2 separate regions of the Homo sapiens genome follow, and region 1 is linked to region 2. A link is a contact called in ENCODE Hi-C or POLR2A ChIA-PET data. All regions are on one chromosome and are shown on one strand. Each heading gives the region's core, a stretch centred on a gene start or an enhancer-like site at or near the end of the contact. The rest is flanking DNA. Distances are from core to core; before and after follow the strand shown.

Region 1 (5,233 bases), core at 377-2,876, 39 kb after region 2:
CCAGAGTTGGAAGATATTTCTGACCTCAGGAGTTCAACTTGAAGTCAAAACTTAGATGAAACGAAAAAAATTGCCTGTGGTATTGATTATTTGTGCACCAGAAACTGTATGAATGTGCCAGATGCCTTCCACTTGCTCCTTGAGACCCTCTCTCCACTCTCCACTCACCCTTTTCTCTGTCCCAGGGCGTTGGCTTGCAGGAACCCCTCTGGCTCCTGATGGGTATAGTCAGCGGGGCATGCTCTCAGGAGATGAGAGGGAGGGAAGAGAATGAGGCCCAGGTGTTTATTTCCCCACTTCCATCCTTGCAGGTTGCTTTACCCTGGCTGCTGCTCCTCTCACGTTGGTCCTCTACAGATTGATCTCCTATTAGGATTCCCTAAATCTCTCTGTATTAGTCTGTTTTCATGTTGCTGATAAAGACATACCCAAGACTAGGCAGTTTATAAAGAAAAAGAGGTTTAATGGACTCACAGTTCCACGTGGCTGGGGAGACCTCACAATCATGGCAGAAGGGTACCTCTTACACGGTGGCAGACAAGAGAATGACAGCCAAGTGAAAGGGGAAACTCCTCACAAAATTATCAGATCTCGTGAGACTTATTCACTACAATGAGAACAGTATGGGGGAACCGTCCCCATGACTCAATTGTCTCCTACTGGGTCCCTCCCACAACACGTGGAAATTATGGGAGCTACAATTCAAGATGAGATTTGGGTGGGGACACAGCCAAACCACATCATTCGCCTTCCTCATATCTTTGAGCCCTGAGTGATAACACATCTTCGTCTTCCGTTATTATCCCTGAGGAAGCTCACTGATAGCTTTGATGATAATTCCTTTATAGACTACCCTCAAATTATCCTATTTTTTTCTTTTTAACTTTTACTTTAGATTCAGGGGGTACATGTACGGGTAAATTATTCTAATATGAGTGTGTGTCTGTCTCTCCCTGGGTCTCTCACTGAGAAGCACTGGCAGGTATCATATTTTTAATCATATTGGCATTTCTACTGCTCCTAGGCAGGTACTTTTGCACCAGCCTATAGTTACAACTCCTTGAGAACCCATGTTTCTTTCACCTTGTTGCCTAAAACCTGCTAATAAGAAATAGAAAATCAAATTGACAGGGATAAAGGTGATAAGAGTTGGCAAGGAGGAAGCCCAATTGCATAAAGAGAAATCATGTGGAAATTAAAAACAAAACATAATAATAATCCAGGGGTCTGGGAGTTGAAAAGGGAAGTTTTATGTAATTCTAGCCAGTTGATGTCATTATAGCTAGTTCTCTGGCCAGGGAGGCCAGGGGAAGGGAGGATGTGAAGGTGAGAAGGACTCAGACATTCTCCTTTAGATCTGAGGCTCAGCCTTATGTGTGCAACATTAGGTCAGTGAGAACAAAGGGATGTGTCTGAGCAACAGCCAAGGCCATTTCCCTGCAGAAATGGTTCCGCAGTCCCAAAGATGGGCCCACTATGAGTTAAACCTCTTGTCATCCGTTTTGTGTCTCCCCCTCCCTTAGCCTGTCTTGCTGTGGCCTCCCAAGCCCATCCATGCAATGGCAACGCCTCGCAGGCTTCCAGCTCATCTGTGTTCAGGAATGGGAGGGTCGGGGCCACTGACACACACCAGTATCCTGCAGCCTATTATTTCCTGCCTGTCCTGGCTCCCCTCCAAGACTAAACATGACAGGTGGATGAAGTTCACGAGAAAGCACTGCAATGGGCCACTTTTCCAGGAATGCTGCTGCTAACTGGATTCACAAACTAAGCCAACTCCCACCACCCTAGGCTGAATGAGGAGGCAGCTGAATGGTGCAGAATTGATTTTTTTTTCCTTGCTTTTTTACCCTCTGTCTCCAGTCTAAATCCTGTGATTGTTCCAGCTGGTATAAGCGACTCCCTACTCAGACTCCAGGGTTCTAAGTGCTTCCAAGGCCTATGCAAGAAACAAAGACACTTAACTCATGGCTCTTATTTCCAAACCAATGACCCACAACTGAGAACCGGAGGGGAAAACAATCTGTGCCATTGTGGAGCGTGGGGGTGAGGGTTTGTGATGGCTTCAGTCTGCTCTAGCAAGAAAAGTCTCAGAGTTATTTGATAATCTGATTGTGGAAGGAGAAGATAGAAAAAAGCAAAAAATAAAATAATAAAAAAGGTCACAATTGGCACTCTTAATTGGCAATCCAGAAAGATTTAGAGAGCCAGATTACGTTTAGAGAGGTAAATTATCTCATTTGAACAGAGTTTGGAGATTGTAAAAGTGGCTGATCATCCAATATACTTGTGACTCTTTTTTTTTTTTTTCAAGTAAAACTGTGAGCTAATAGGGCAAATAACCATGCAGAGGCTTCTTGTCCACTCCCTATGCTGAGGGAATGACAGTTGCTCTCTTTCCAATTCTGGGTAAACAATGCCAGATTAGGATGGGTCTGACCCCAGATTTTAAGGTAGTAAGCCTGCTAATGGAACTGACAGTCAGAAAGGTGACTGGGTAAAACTACAACCTGTGGGCTAGGGTCAACATCTATTTATCTTGGGCTCTCATTGGGTACTAAATAATTACCACCTCCTACTACTATGAGCTCAGGCACTAACTGAGTAGGCATTTTCAGAAGTCCTTAGAAAGTTCCCAAGAATCAGAATGGCTCCTGTGGGAGCTAGTTTTAGACTTCACAGATATCTTAGAGATCTGGGGGGGAAGTTATTTAGGATAGATGTATGTATTCCAAGGACCCGGCTAGTATCTAAATAGCTTACTTTTGTTGTTACCTCCATGGTTAAATATCAAATATGTCTCCCCATGCTATAGCATTAGTGAAAAGGAATGAACCAGAAGAGCCAACCATCTTCCACCCCAAACCACTTCCACCCCATCCACAGGTGGAAATGGGGCGGTAACTTGGATTTAAGGCTAATAAACTCTCTTACTTTCTCTGGACAAGATTTAAAAGGATGAGCACAGGGACTGACTCAGCTGTGCATATGTAAAATACCTGCCTCTTGGTAATAAGGTACTTGAAGATTATGTTTTATATAGGAAAATGTTTCACTTTTAAACAAGGATCTAGATTACATTTTTGAACTATTGATGTTTATTCTTGAAAGGAGGGGAGTATTTATGTATGTGCATACACCTGTGTGTACCTTTGAAACAATATTTATTTGCTTAGAAACTAGGAAAAAAGATAAAGAATATCTGAATGTCACATTGCTAAGGATTTATCAAAAGGGACAACAGAGTCCCAAAGTCCACCCTGGGATGTTATTGGATCTTATTGAAATCTGAAAGTCCACCCTTGACTGCCTTGCCAAGGTCCCTGTCATGTCCCCTATTTTCCCTTTCCCTCCCTGAGGTATTATTCCAAAAGGAATAGATGAGGCTTTGTAAAATTACTGTAAGTTATTGTGTTGTAGTAATTATGCTGTTGTGATTGGAACGGAGATGAAAATGAATCCTATCTCTGAGGAGAGTGGAAGATTGTATTAGTCCATTCTTGCATTGCTAGAAAGAACTACCGGAGGCTGAGTAATTTATGAATAAAAGAGGTTTAATTGGTTCACAATTCCACAGGTTATACAGGAGGCATGGCTGGGGAGGCCTCAGGAAACTTAAAATCATGGCAGAAGGCAAAGGGGAAGCAAGCACGTCCTACATGGCTGGAGCAGGAGGAAGACAGAAAAGGGGGAGGTGCTACACACTTTTAAACAACCAGCTCTCATGAGAACTCACTTACTTTACAAAAACAGCAAGTGGGAAGTCCACCCCCAGGGAGGGGCTTTCCACCAGGTCTCTCCTCCAACACTGGGGATTACAATTTGACATGAGATTTAGGCAGGGACAGAAATCCAAACCATATCAAAGATCCCAAAGGATTAAGGTTATTTGCAATGTAAAGATTTAATACAAAAGCCAAAAGCATCACTCAGAGGAAAGGCCAGTCTTAGGACAGAAGAGTCAGGCTAGCTAGAGAGTAGAGATTATGCCCACAAGGGGCTTCCTCTGTGATGGTTTTAAATTATCTTGGTCCCTTGCTTTGCTCTACAAAACAGTCGTATTTATTTCTCCTTTGTAAGTCCTGTCTTATTATGAGGGGAATTATAAGGCTGATTTCTCCTTTGTGATTCCCCTTTTATTAAAAAAATGCTTTGGTAAAATTTAAAGACTTTTGGGAATGGCATTTTAGGAATCAGAGCTTTTCTGTGTTTCTCTTCATTGACTGAGATCCTTGTTTTCTTAATAGCATCATCTTAAGAAGAAGAGTAGTCCAGGCATTCTTGATGTGAGTAAGTCTGAAACAAAAGATCTTTTCCAAAAACACACCAGAGGTGAGAGGTGAAGCCAGCTGGGCTTCTGGTTCAGGTGGGGACTTGGAGAACTTCTGTGTCTAGCTAAAGGATTGTAAATGCACCAATCAGCATTCTGTGTCTAGCTAAAGGATTGTAAACACACCAATCAGCACTCTGTAAAATGGACCAATCAGCACTCTGTAAAATGGACCAATCGGCACGCTGTAAAATGGACCAATGAGTGTTCTGTAAAATGGAACAATCAGCAGGATGTGGGCAGGGCCAAATAAGGGAACAAAAGCTGGCCACCGGAGCCAGCAGCTGCAACCCGCTTGGGTTCTGTTCTGTGGTGTGGGAGGTTTGTTTATTCCCTCTTCACAATAAATCTTGCTGCTGCTCGCTCTCTGAGTCTGCACTATGTTTATGATGTGTAACACTCACTGCAAAGGTCTGTGGCTTCATTCCTGAAGTCAGCGAGACCAGGAACCCACCGGGAAGAAGAAACTCTGGACACATCTGAACATGTGAAGGAACAAACTCTGGGCACACCATCTTTAAGAACTGTAACACTCATCGCGACGGTCTGCAGATTGATTCTTGAAGTAAGTGAGACCAAGAACCCACGGGAAGGAATGAATTCTGGACACAGAGGGAGAGCATGTTTGAAAAGAATTGGATATTTGGATACAGGAGGGATTACAAGAGAAAAAAGAAAAAATCTCATGACTCTGCAACTCCTAAGGAAATTCTAATGTACTCAAAGGCATAAAGCATACAGTCATCAACTTTTCTAACTGAAGGGATCATTTGCCCACCCTGCCTTGCCCCAATTTGCTTTGTGTATTGTACCCCTATGTTTAAGAATGGGGTACAATCCCATCCACCCAGTCCAAGCCAGGAACATGGGTACCATGTTTGATTGGTTCCTTTTCCTCATGTC
Region 2 (4,978 bases), core at 212-2,711:
TGCCTCAGCCTCCTGAGTGGCTGGGACTACAGGCATGCACCACCATACCTGGCTAATTTTTGTATTTTTAATAGAAACAGGGTCTCACCATGTTGGCCAGGCTGGTCTCGAACTCCTGACCTCAGGCAATCCACCCTCCTTGGCCTCCCACAGTGCTGGGATTACAGGCGTGAGCCACTGCGCCTGGCCTGTACCACTGCTCTTTCATCTAAAATGAAAGGGAGAGGGGCACGGTGGCATGAGCCTATAGTCCCAGATACTTGTGAGGGTGAGGTAGGAGGATCACTTACACCCAGAAATTCAAGGTTACGATGAACTATGATCACGCCACTGCACAACAGCTTGGGCAACAGAGCAAACGCCATCTCTAAAAAAATTTGTTTTAAAGGGAGAGGGAATAATAATGCTTTGCTCTTCCCATGTATTCAAATAAAAACTTGAGGCAAATTAAATTCAGCAGAATTTAACTGAGCAAAGAACTATTCACAAATTGGGCAAACCTCAGAGCCAGAAGAGGTTCAGAGAGTTCCCCTTTACAACATGGGCGGACAGCATTTATGAAAATGGAAGTGAGGCATAGAAACAGCTTGATTGGTTATAGCTTGGTGTTTGCCCTATTTGAATAAGGTCTGATCAGTGATGGATTGGAGCTTAGCTGCTGTGATGGGCCAAGACTCAGCTATTTGTTACAAAAGTATACTCCTAAAGTCGGCTTTCAGTTAGTTTCTGTACTAAGTTAGGTTGCAGTTGTTACATAAGGAATCAAAGTATAGAGTCATTCTCAGGCCAAATTTGGTTCAATTCAACACAAGCAACAAGAAATTCAGGAATGATAAGTATAAACATACCTTGGAAAATTCATAAAGAACCACACAAATATTAAGGAATACCATTCTCAATAGAGCATTACTGGAATAGAATTAAGAACTGCACTAGGTCCATGTGATTCAGAGTAGAAGTTTTCATTTAATTCCTAAGTCAATTTATCAAGTAAAGCAATTCAACACATCTCCTCTCCCCAGAGACCAATCCATAACTGTCATTTGACACATTTACAGCCCACTTCCTTCAGAGAAAATGCTTATTGAATGTTGTACAATAAACCATTTCCTAGTCTTGGTGCTGAACAACAGTGACCCACAGGCCCCTTCTCTGTTTCAATGAGCTAAATGCTGGTGGTTTTTTTTTTTCCCCCACAGCCTAACCAACCCAGCTTCCCACGAAATTCCAAATGGATTAACTCTTTCTGCTCAAGGGGGCTCAAATGCTGAGCTAGCTGAAGTGTATTCATTCTAAAACTGGAAACAGAACAGGATAAAATAGACCATTTGAGTTTTCCTTAGAGCTTGGCTCTTCTTTGCTGTTTCAAAATCTCTGACTCACCATTTGTACTGAACAAAAATGACCAGGACTCCAGAGGATAAAAGTACATCCACACTTTACAGCCACGGTATCTCTGCCCTGCCAGGGTTCAAGGTTCAGGTTTTACCTAAAGGCCTCAAGGACTTGATACCTGTGATTCCTGGACTACTCTCTTAGGTAGACCTTTTAACAAACTCCACCTTGGTGCTTCTTGTTAGTTAGGCTGGTCTTGCTGACTCTGTGAATCTGGAGTCTCGCTTTTGACACCAGGGAACCTGCCTGTTCCTCACTGCCTTGTCTGCTTTAGAGCACTGGTCAGTAAGTGACAAGCTAGCTTTTGACACCAGGGAACCTGCCTGTTCCTCCCTGCCTTGTCTGCTTTAGAGCATTGGTCAGTAAGCGACAAGTCATAGGTTTGATTGCTGATGCAGAGATTTGAAAGTTGTGGCTGCATGGGCAAGTCAGCTTAACCTCTTTGAGTCTCTATGTCTTTTTATTTTTTAATCTGCAGAGCGGGGTTTCATGAGTTTCTCCATATGGATGTTATGATAATTAAATGAAATAATGAATACAGAAGTTGCTTTTACAACAACTGGTATATGAGATGGTCTCAAGCAATATTAGTTAAAGTTGGGTGTTTATCTGTGCCTCCAATATCTGCCTCCTTATAGTTTCCATATCCTCCAGATGCTTCTAGTGCCGACCTCAGCTGCCTTGCCCTTCTTTCATTGTTATTTTTATCCCTTCAAGTGCACACACTGACCTTTGCATTTGATGCCTGGAAAATAATTTGTCTCAACATTCTAAGTCTATGTCAATTAAAATAAATTTAATGCATTTCTCAAAGCCTCCACATTCATTTCTACTGGAAAAATCCAAATGCAAATGAGACATCTGGTTCTCATGTACAGATGGTCTGTGCATTATTTGCATCTTTGTCAAATCAAGCTAATGTGAAACCTCATGTCATATGGTCTGCATGTCCTCTGTTTCTTTGCTAGGGATTATATATGATGAAAAAATATGACCAAGATATGATGAAAATATTTTCTGAAGTCACACTAATTTGTGTTTTGCTGTAAGTCAAATCACTTGATTGTTCTGATAAAATATTTGTCGAGTTTTCCCATGTCTGTGGCACTGTTTTTGATTCTGTGGGAAATTCAAGAAAACCATGCTGTAGACTCTGCTCAGGAGGGTAACATCAGAAGCCCTGCCATTTCATAGAGAAAGCATAGGATTATGCATTGCAAATCCTAGGACTGGCTTTTGTCATTGGAGTCAAGTTTTCCAAACTCTAGGTCTGATGATTAATTTAAAATCAATTAAAATTGAGTAAAGATTTTCCACATGTATACTATTACTACTAGTAGTATATGGTCTATGATGAACAAGCTTCAGTCCTTGCCCTTTAAGAGTTTTCAGTTTGATCGAGAGAGGCAGAAAAGTAACTGGATAATTGTAATACAGTGGGATTAGTGCAAACGTCATTCCTATAAGAAGGCATTGAAAGCATGCACTTGCACACACATACGAGAGCTAGGGTGGATTTTAGTCCCAGCTCAAATGCCAGCTTCCTCCTCTCAACTCCCCCAGCATTTTATCTGAACGTCCATGATGGCCCTGTTCCATTTTTGCATCCTCCGCAAGTATTTGTAGAATGAATGAACAATTTCCTTACCTTTTCCAAACACAGGAAGCTGGTATCTATAGCTGAATAGTTACTGCTCGATATCTGATCCTGCATACTATTAGGCAAGCTGCTAGGGTAGTGATAAAGTCCCTTGGAACCTCACCCCTGAGAACTTATATCTTTGCGTGACCCTGAAAAGGGTGGGAATTCAATGAAATGAGTAAATTATCAAAAACAAACAAGAAGAACCAAACTCTGGAATTTTAAACACGGATGACCTTGCCTCACATAATGCTGAGGGTCATATGAAAGCCCACTTTGGCCAAAGCATCTTCCCAAAAATCCACCCAAGAACACCCTCCTTCCTTCCCTTCACCCATGGTCCCCATACTCCTCAGTTTGCTTCTCCAGCCCCTGTGTTTACTCTGGTTTCTGTCTCTGTGCCTGACCCTTCTCAGGTCTAGAGACTGGCTGTGGCGCCCATATCTGATCTTTGTTTCCACCTTTATTCTCTGCTGTTTCTGTCTACTTGACCTGAGTGTCATGTACGACTTCAAGTAAAGAACTCCCACAAGGTGGCTTCCTCTCTAAGAAACTCTCAGCCTAGGCAGGTCCCCAGTTTTCCATTAGGGAGGGAGACTTTGGATAAGTAAAGAAGGATGGGATTGAGGTGTCTGGGTTCCAGGTACAGCAGTTACCAAATGCGTAATCTCAGATAATGGATTTTACCTATATTTTGCCTACTTTCCCATCTGTAAAAATGGAGGTAGTACCTACCTCAGGTGCTTGTGAAAATCAAACTTGAATCAATGTATGTATAAGCGCTTCAGAGGAAGATAACATTAAAAAAATAGCAGTTCTTTCCTCTCTCACCTCTCCCTCATGTGGCCTCAGTTTCCTCCCAGGCCCGAGTGTCAATGTGATATTCTTCTTAAGGCAGAAGGATTAGGAAGGCCCCTTCCTAAGGACATTCCAGGCTTACCTATCTTTGATGCTTTTTCCTGGTCTTCAAAGATTATTTCCTGTTCACTCTCTCAATTCATCTCAGGAACACTGAAGTATCCCCCAGTCTGATGCATGCCAATTATTTTGCAGCTAACTCATTGACAGTTGAACATGACATCAATCCGGGTATTGATAATAATAATACCAAAAGAATCAAGGTCAGCAAGAAAGGACTCATGATGTGTTACATCATTTCCAACAGTCTCAAGTAGGACTGTTCTGGCTATCTTATTTTTTACTTTTACCTTAAGGATTTTATACTGCCTTTGTGTGTGCCTAATTTTTGCCTTAGTCATCTGGGTCTAAGTGGTTCCTTATTGCCTGAGCCTGACCCTGATGCTCTCTTGAGGAGGAATTTGTAATCTTTTGTTGACACACTAGCAGTGTGGGTGCATCAAGAAAGAGAAGCAATTTGAGGGGTTGTTAAAAAAGCCAAGAGTGCATTCCAAGACATGGAATCAAAAGAGTATGTCAGAAGGAGCCCAGGTTTTCAACAATTTGGCTTTTATCCTCTACCTTCCAGAACTATGACTAAATAAATATCCTTGTCCTTGATCTTTAAAGGCAAATGGGACATTTACCCCATTATGTATTAGTCTATGTCCATCTCCATCTCCTTCTCCATCTTGTCTCTGTCTCTGTCTCTGCCTTTATCTCTGTCACTAATCAATGTAGAGAGGTGTACCAATGTCTTTTGGGAAGTTTCTGCACCTGTATGGCCATTGTATGTCATGCTATGTATGTGAGTGGACAGGTCGGCCTCTATATTTTTTTCTACAATTAAGTGCAGATGCAAGCACCAGTGAGCTCCTTATAATACAGGTTTTTGTGTTTGGGACATAAGCACTGATTTCTGGATCTTGGAGTTGAATGCCATCATTGACAGGAAGGAGCGAGGTCAGTTGCTCTTCAGTCCAAGAGGTAGAAGGACCCCCAAGCCATTACATTCCCAGGCAGACAAATGAAACTGTTACAGAG

Evidence for each region. A loop is a pair of places that touch in the nucleus more often than their neighbours do. ChIA-PET counts read pairs that join two places held with the same protein, here RNA polymerase II (POLR2A). Pooled maps may share reads with other maps.
Region 1: a loop to region 2 is called in a map of breast epithelium, with 5 times the contacts of the local background. The contact joins two enhancer-like sites. A Hi-C loop is called at or near these places in 4 of 168 maps with a recorded cell type or tissue (CD14-positive monocyte, CD8-positive, alpha-beta T cell, breast epithelium and 1 more), 6 of 37 single-sample maps with no recorded cell type and 8 of 50 pooled maps. POLR2A ChIA-PET finds 5 or more read pairs at or near these places in 1 of 52 experiments (A673).

Annotation. Positions count from the first base shown.
Region 1 is chr17:55,697,690-55,702,922 of GRCh38, forward strand. No RefSeq gene overlaps it. Among named protein-coding and RNA genes, the nearest start is that of TMEM100, 23 kb to the right of the region's middle. Within about 2 kb of position 1,627, at least 3 of the 41 ENCODE cell types and tissues checked have a DNase peak (open chromatin) inside an H3K27ac peak, as active enhancers do.
Region 2 is chr17:55,659,275-55,664,252 of GRCh38, forward strand. No RefSeq gene overlaps it. Among named protein-coding and RNA genes, the nearest start is that of TMEM100, 61 kb to the right of the region's middle. Within about 2 kb of position 1,462, at least 3 of the 41 ENCODE cell types and tissues checked have a DNase peak (open chromatin) inside an H3K27ac peak, as active enhancers do.